3 separate regions of the Mus musculus genome follow, and regions 1 and 2 are each linked to region 3. Evidence: chromatin loops called from intact Hi-C (ENCODE). Cell type or tissue: heart. All regions are shown on one strand.

Region 1 (2,500 bases), 170 kb before region 3:
ACAATTAGCGGAAAGGGAACATTGTATGTAATTTGAGGAAGCGCCACGAGGTTATGTATAATTTGGTGCAGAATTGCCTGGCTGTGAGTCTGAGAGGGCCCGCATGCAGAGGAGGAGGACGGTGCTTGGGCGGGGACTGGGGGATAGTTTCTGGGCTGTCTGGAGCTAGGTCTCGAAGAACATGATAGTAAAGTTGTGTTTATTTTTAACTCGTTGCAGTGTTAATTTTTTTTTTTCGAGACAGTGGAAGTTTTTAAGAATGAGGGCAGCTGGGCACATGGCGCACACTTGTAATCCCACACTAAAGAAGCTGAAGCTCGTGCGTTCAAGGTCACCTTAGAAATACGTGGGGGGAAGTCTGTACACGGGCCGCTCACTCAGAGGCAGAGCACTCGTTCAGCGTATGCGAAGCCCTGGTTTCCAACTCAGAATGAATGGCTGCACAGGGCAGCTTGGGTCTAGTCCTGCTGGGATGCTGACAGGGCTTGGCTTACCTGAGACTTCCTTCCAGTCACCTGGTTTCTGGTTATTTGAAGTAAGTGGTGAGATTCAGTTTGCACATCTGCTCATTCGTCTCCACTCTGTTTCTCAGTAGTCAGCCACACCATTGGCAATCCTGTGCGTTTGGTTCAACTAGAATTTCAGCTTCTTGCTCTTGGACACCAAATTCTTTCTCTAATGGGTGAGTCTCCTGCAGTCTTTGCTGCCTCTGGTTGTAGGTATAAGTTTTTTCCCCATTTCTTTATTATTCACTTCCTTGTTTTGATGCAGTGTCTGACTCTGGCTCAGCCTGCCTGTCCTTACGTGGACAGGCCTCCTCCTGCCTCTGCCTCCTGAGTGCTGATCACAGGCGTGTGCTACCCACCCTGCTGGCTTTATTTTCAGTCTTTGCTCCCTGCTTCCTTCCTCCAAAATAATCCAAAGAGGATTTCTACCTTGTCAACTTTTCTAGATTAGAACTTTTCCTCACTGTATACTGTACTTTGCTGAAACTTGCTATGTAGAATAGGCTGGCCTTCTCTTGCCTCTGCCTCCAAGTGATGGAATTGCAGTTGTTGACCATCATCTTAACATTTAGTGTGTGTGTGTTGGTCCTAGTGTGCCACAGCACTTGTGTAGAGGTCAGAAGACAATTTTTGGGAATTGATTTTCTTGTTTCTTTCTTCATGCAGGTTGTGGGGTTGAACTCAGGTTGTCAGGACGGGTAGCAAGTACTTTTACCTATTAAGCCATCTCAGTATACTGAACTCTTATAGGAAAAGACGCCCTACCATTGTGGAGCTGGTGGTCTCGGTATAAAAGTACCCCTTGTAGCCTTTGGCTCTTGCTTCTTAAGATCAAGGCGGAGTCTTGTCATCCTGTGGGGTTCCACAGCATCTTTGAGTTTGGTCCTTTTAGGGAAGCTCACACCCCTGATGCCTGAGAGTCTTCTCTTGCTTTGTTTTGTTTGGTTTGAGACAGAGTCTCACTAGATATACACACATACAGACTGGCCTGGAGCTCACTGTATATACTGGTAGATCTGCCTGCCTCTGCCTATTGGGCATGTGCCACACAGGTCAGCTCAGCTCTTCTCCCCGTCCTTGAAGGTGTGGATGCTTTGTCTTCCGTGTATGTATCCTATTGTGTACCGTCTATGTGCCAGGAGCCCGAGGAGGGCACTAGACCCCTGGAACGGGAGTTACAGACAGTTGTGGTCTGCCTTGTGGTGCTGGGAACTGACTCTGGGTCCTATGCAAGAACAGGAAGTGTTCTCTCTCTCTTTTTTTTTTCTTTAAGATTTATTTATTTATTTTATGCATGTGAGTACACTGTCTTTCTCTTCAGACACACTAGAAAAGGGCATCAGATCCCATTACAGATGGTTGTGAGCCACCATGTGGTTTCTGGGAATTGAACTCAGGACCTCTGGAAGAATAGTCAGTGCTCTTGACTGCTGAGCCATCTCTCCAGCCCCAGAAATTGCTCTTAACCACCAGGTCCTCTCTCCAGAACCTTCTCTTTGTTTTTAAAACTAGAGGCTGGTTATCAAAGGGTTATTAATATCTTGGTGAATCCAGGAAGCCAGCCAGTTCTGTGAGTGTCTGAATGGCTGTGGCTGGTTGTCTTTCTCTTCAATCTCTAAGTGTACTCCTGACAGCCTTCCCCAGGGTTGTGTCTTTTGCAGCTTTTGTGGCTAACTACCTTGCTGTACTAATTGGCAGGATCCTTGTGGATAGGTAGTTCTCATTTTTTCCCCATTAGAACATTTCTTCGTGCATCCTCACGTATTCGAGTATGTACATGCATGTATATAATAAATAGCATAACAAATGTAGATATATTATAAAATCAAAGTATTCTGTGGGAAAACTTGGTGGGGATGGGAGGCATTAAGGTGATCTCACTCAGTAGTCTCGGCTGGTCTGCAGCTCATTATGTAACCCAGGCTGGGCCTCGAACTCATGCCAGTTATCCTGCCTCAGTTCCCAAGTGCTAGAATTACACACCACACCTGGCT
Region 2 (2,500 bases), 160 kb after region 3:
GAGAGGAGAGGAGAGGAGAGGAGAGAGAAGGCAAGCAAGACATCAGGACTAGACAGAGGGCCAAAAGAGAAAGGAGAGGAAGGACAGACAGGAGACAGAGGGGGACAGATAGGAGAGAGAAGGCACAGAAGAGGAAGAAGATGGGCCCAGAGGGGAGAGCAGGGGAGGGGGAGGCGGAGTGGGGGCACCGGTCTGGAGTCCCAGCTCCTTTCCCTGTCATTAAGGGTATTGACGTGCTCAGGCGTCAACGAGTCTTTGTACAAGTGAAAGGAAACCTGATGCTGCTGGTGACCCTGAGCCCACGCCCTCCGTGTCTCCCTCCCAACTCCTCTCCTGGAGCAGAGTAAGAGGTGGGAGCTTTGAGAGCTGAGATGACTCGGGCTCCTGCCATCCCGGGTTGATCCCAGAGGGTGGCTAGGCAGGGACCCCATAGTTTGGATTCGTGCCCCCATCCAGGTCTCATCAAAACCCTCCTGACTTCTTGGGTGACTGAGGGTGAGAGGAGCTGATTTCCGTGAGGCCTTGAGGGAGACAGGGAGAAAGGCCAGAGGTTGGAATGTTCAAAGTCAGGTTCATCTTTGCACACTGTCACCGCCTCTCAGAAGCTCTCTCCCGGTCCACCATGCCCGTGGCGCTCGCTTATACAGTGCACGCTTACCTGGGACTATCTGAATTATCTGCTTGCTTTTAAATGTGTCTCCCTGACCACTTGGAGATGAAGTTTTGAAAGGACAGGGACCAGGCCTACCTTATTCACCATCGCGTCCCCTACACCTCGCCCGCCCCGGCCAGATGTTCCCTAGTGCTGGCTGACTTGATGGAAGGAAAAGAGGATGCCTGGACGTACAGACGGATGCTGCAGGCTCTGCCCTCACCCTGAACCAGCCCCTCCTCGCCCCCATCCGGGACCGCTCCCCGCCCGCGCCCGCGCCCCCGCCGCCGCCTGAGGCTGCGCCCCCCGCCTCCCCGCAGCCGTCATTCGCGAAGCTGCCACAATATTGTGAAGGCTCCGCGCTCCCGCTCCTCCGCGCAGCCCGCAGCCCGCGCGGGGGAAGGCGAGCGACGCGGGCTGCCGATGAATAATGCATGACTAAGGCGCCCCCTACCGGCGGTCGCGGGCAGCGCGCGACCCGGCCCAAACGGGCCCCCACGCAGCAGATCCTGCAGCCCGGAAACTTCGCGCCCCACGCACACCCTCCTCGCTCCAGAAACCCCAAGACTGATCAGGAAGCGAGGCTACCAGAATCGGGGAACATGCCAAGCGTGAGATCCATGTGTGCGGTGGGGCAGAATGGGGAAGCCTGGCACCTCCAGGGCCTCTGAACCTGGGCTTGGGCTAAGCCTGCAGTGCAGCCTCCAGGAAGGGCAAGCCTGGACAACGCAGGGTCTTAATTCAAAGGAGTGCAAGCAGTTTCACAAGTACTTCCAAGTTGCTGTGGAATATTTATAAGTCTGAGGTGTGGGGGAGGGGTGGAGCACAGTACAATAATATATAGGCATGAAAATGTCATAATGAAATCCAATCCTTTGAAGAGTAAAAAATACAAAGGTTTTTTGTTGTTGTTGTTGTTGTTGTTGTTAAGAAGATGCAGCTGGGTGTGCATTTGGAGGCAGAGAAGGAGGATCTCATGAATTCGAGGTCTACCTGGTCTACATCGTTGAAACCCTACCTCTCCTTGCAAAGGGGATGGGGAGATGCTCTGAAGAGATAGGTGGCTCAGGGTTAAGAACACTCGCTGCTCTTACAGAGGACCTGGGTTAGACTCACAGCACCCACAGCTCATAACCATTTGTAACTGCAGTTCCAGAGATCCTATGCCCTCTTCTGGCCTCCTCAGGCATCAGGCATCCACGTGACATACACACTAATACGCAGGCAAAACACTCATATACATACAATAAAAATAAATAAATAAAAATCACCCTTTGGAGGATGATGATCAAGAGAAAGTCCCTTTCCCCTAGCATATGTTGCAACATGCCTGTTATCCCTAGGACCCCTGGTGTGGTCACTTGCTCTCTGGGCTGGCCACCATCTCCTAACAGGAAGGTACTTAAGGAAGCCAAGTGCCCATGTGTCCCTTACAGCCGCCCTCACATCCCTGTGGCCTTTCTTTTTTTTTTTAAAGATTTTATTTATTTATTTATTTATTTATTTATTATATTTAAGTACACTGTAGCTGTCTTCAGACACCTCAGGAAGGGGCATCAGATCTCATTATGGATGTTTGTGAGCCACCATGTGGTTGCTGAGATTTGAACTCAGGACCTTTGGAAGAGCAGTCAATGCTCTTAACCACTGAGCCATTTCTCCACCACCACCACCACCACCACCCCCCACCACCCCACCCCCGCTGTGGCCTTTCTATTGACAGTTCATCTACTCCAATTACTGTCGCTTTCGCCTGATCCAAGGCCCAACCTTAGTAACCTAGAAGGAAGGGGTGACATAGTGGTTGGGAGCATGGATCTAAGTGGGTGGCTGGGTGCTATGTTGACC
Region 3 (2,500 bases):
CGGGGCCTGGTGAATTAGGACGACATCGGCATTTTTTATTGCTAAAGACGTCCAGATTGATCCAGCCCTTGGCTGAACTATGGTGGGGGAAAAGAGGTCCACATGGCCCCTGAGGGTCTTCAGATACTTCTGTCCCTCCTGAGAAACCTCAGCCCTCCCCAGCCACTGAATTACTCATGGCCAGGGCGCTTCAGGACCTAGACATGTCCAAGGGTGGAGGGGACAGTTAAGCCATCATCCAGGACTTGTTGGAGGTCTCTGGTACTGACAACTCTTTGACCGGCTTACTCTCTGCTGAGGCCCTTAGCTGGAGCTACCAGGGCTGCTCCCAGAGGATGGGAGCTAGGCACTGCACTGCACCAGCAATGAGCCCTGGCATGTCCCTGTGCATCAGGGAGGTCAAGGGAGATCAAGGGAGATGTTCTCAGCTCCTGAAGATGAGAACACAGCTGCCCCAGAGATGGACTCAGGGAAAACAGATCAGCCCGAGTCCTGGTCTGCTTCCCTTTTTTTGCGAAGTGAGGGAAAGTGCTTTTCTTCTGAAGTTCTGAGATTAGGTGAAACTCCCAAGATCAGAGAAGAAACAGGAGGTATCACCAGACAACTCCTCCAGGAAGCTGAACTTTGATACCGTGGACCTTCCTCCCTCTCTGTGTGGCCAGAGTCCAGACTTGGGTCCCACTGGGAGTGCCCTGCTCCAGCTGACTTCCTGGCCCTTCTGGCTTCTAGGAAAAGTTTCCAGAGCCTGTCCCTGGAGTGTGAAGAGCAGCAAGTCTCCCCAGAGCCCTTAAGGTGCCACAGGAGGCTCTGTCACTTGCCTCCTGCCCTGCCATCATGACATTCCCCAGAAGGGATATGGAACCCTGCCTCCTAGGAGAGGCTGGGCATGGCAGGATGGGAGCCAGCTCCAGTTGGCACTTAGGTCAGAAGGAAGAGAGCAGGGCCCGCCTTCCAGCTGAGTAATACCTCAGTCCCTTGTGCTGGCCCATTGGTAGGCTCTCCTGTGCCAGGTAGTGGGTGGTGCCAAACACTGGGCCTGTCCCTGAGTTCTGCTTCTTGGCTGGGATGGGTGGGGGCCCCATTTCTGAAGAAAGGGGGGCGGGTCCTGAAAGGGTGGTGTAGAGACACCTGATTCGAGGTGGAGGCGGGCTGGTTCTCGGCGGGGTGGAGGCCAGGGAGGGGCAGGGTGGCAGCAATGGCTTCAAGACACCTTTCTAAATATGCCCAGCAGGGGGCGTTGTACCCTTCCTGGGCACAGATGTCCCCAGGACCTCCAACTACATCCCATTAGCCAAGTGCACACCTGTCCCCTACAGTCCAACCACTCTGTGAAGGTTCCCCACCCCCACAACACACATTCCTGATTGTCCTCTCCTGCCTCCTGCTCCCTCTGCCTCAGAGAGGCAGCTGTCACTGTATGGGTCCCATGGGAGTATGAGCGAACTTTGACAAGTCTAAAAACAACCCTAAAAACCACTTAATGCCACTACCTTTCCTTCCTCAAATGAAACAGTGGGGGTCAGGGGTCACCTCTGAAGAATTACCAACTGAATTTTCTCTTAAGATACTAAAGAAGAGCACTGATTTTGACAGCCTGGGGTGTGAGAGTCCTGGCCCAAAGTTAGTTGTGATAGAGGAGGCTGGGGGAAGACCACAGAACTAAGCCAAGCCGTGCTGGACTCAGGTTGTAGGCTCAGGTGCAAGGAGAACTATCGAACAAGAGTAAATCAAAACTAGAAAGAAGCAAAGTCACAGGCTAAACTCTGCCCAGGCCAGGGAACACTCACTAGCTGGAGCCAGACCCTAGCTAGCCCCATGCCAGGCTCCCCAGACCTAGATATCTAAATGTAGTCTTTGGTTTGGCCTACTGTCGCCTCCCAAAGTAGGTGCTAAAAGGGGGCTGAGAGAAAGAAAGAGCGAGAGAGAGTCCTGGGCCCCTTACTTTGAACTGATAACAGCCACCTCAGCCCACAGCTTCTCAAGTGAAAAACACTCATTAGCCGTAATAAGCAGCTTGATCATCCGACACAGCCTTGTCCCAAATAAATTAAATTCCTTTACCTTGAGACAGTCGCCCCGAAACCAGACTAACCACCTTTCCCAACAGGACGCTGCTTTCAAAAACTAAACCACCCCCCACTAAAAAAATAAAAACACACACCCCATAAGCCACACCACACCACACACACACACACACACACACACACAGACATCTTTGCAAAGGGAAAAGTGTGTCTAAAAAACACAAGAGAAAAAACACGCAGAACAAAATCCCCCACAAAAAACCCCTAAATCCTCCACTCTCTCTCTCTCTCTGGGTGCCCCCAGCTCCCTGTCCCCTCAGTTCTTTCATAATGACAAGCATCAAATTAGTCACAGTCACTATGCGAATGACAAATAACAATGTCACCATCCAGAAAACAGGGCTAGCAGGGACTATGGGCACAGACCCCTGGCGCCTGTCCGGTACCCTCGGCTCAGCTGCTAGCTCATTGGGCTA

What was found. Hi-C counts contacts between places; a loop is a spot of excess contacts. Peaks named below come from ENCODE experiments on the same cell type or tissue, not always from the same donor. Only the 100,000 strongest peaks of a DNase experiment are listed, where the experiment ranks them.
Region 1: a loop joins it to region 3, with 2.4 times the contacts of the local background. A loop is called at or near these places in 3 of 42 quality-filtered maps.
Region 2: it touches region 3 in a loop (4-fold over the local background); 12 of 42 quality-filtered maps call a loop at or near these places.

The regions. Positions count from the first base shown.
Region 1 is chr4:149,071,214-149,073,713 of GRCm38, reverse strand. All of the region lies in intron 2 of Pex14 (peroxisomal biogenesis factor 14), which reads left to right. Among named protein-coding and RNA genes, the nearest start is that of Gm46722, 26 kb to the left of the region's middle. In heart, no CTCF peak of the experiment used is centred here; no DNase peak of the experiment used is centred here; H3K27ac peaks cover 566 bases.
Region 2 is chr4:148,741,440-148,743,939 of GRCm38, reverse strand. No RefSeq gene overlaps it. Among named protein-coding and RNA genes, the nearest start is that of Gm32897, 4.7 kb to the left of the region's middle. In heart, a CTCF peak has its summit at 1,130 (motif pointing left); a DNase peak (open chromatin) is centred at 1,129; H3K4me3 peaks cover 1,316 bases; H3K27ac peaks cover 1,476 bases; H3K27me3 peaks cover 354 bases.
Region 3 is chr4:148,901,816-148,904,315 of GRCm38, reverse strand. All of the region lies in intron 4 of Casz1 (castor zinc finger 1), which reads right to left. Among named protein-coding and RNA genes, the nearest start is that of Gm15969, 15 kb to the left of the region's middle. In heart, CTCF peaks have their summits at 1,038 and 1,237 (motif pointing right); DNase peaks (open chromatin) are centred at 915 and 1,055; H3K4me3 peaks cover 1,617 bases; H3K27ac peaks cover 1,905 bases; H3K27me3 peaks cover 280 bases.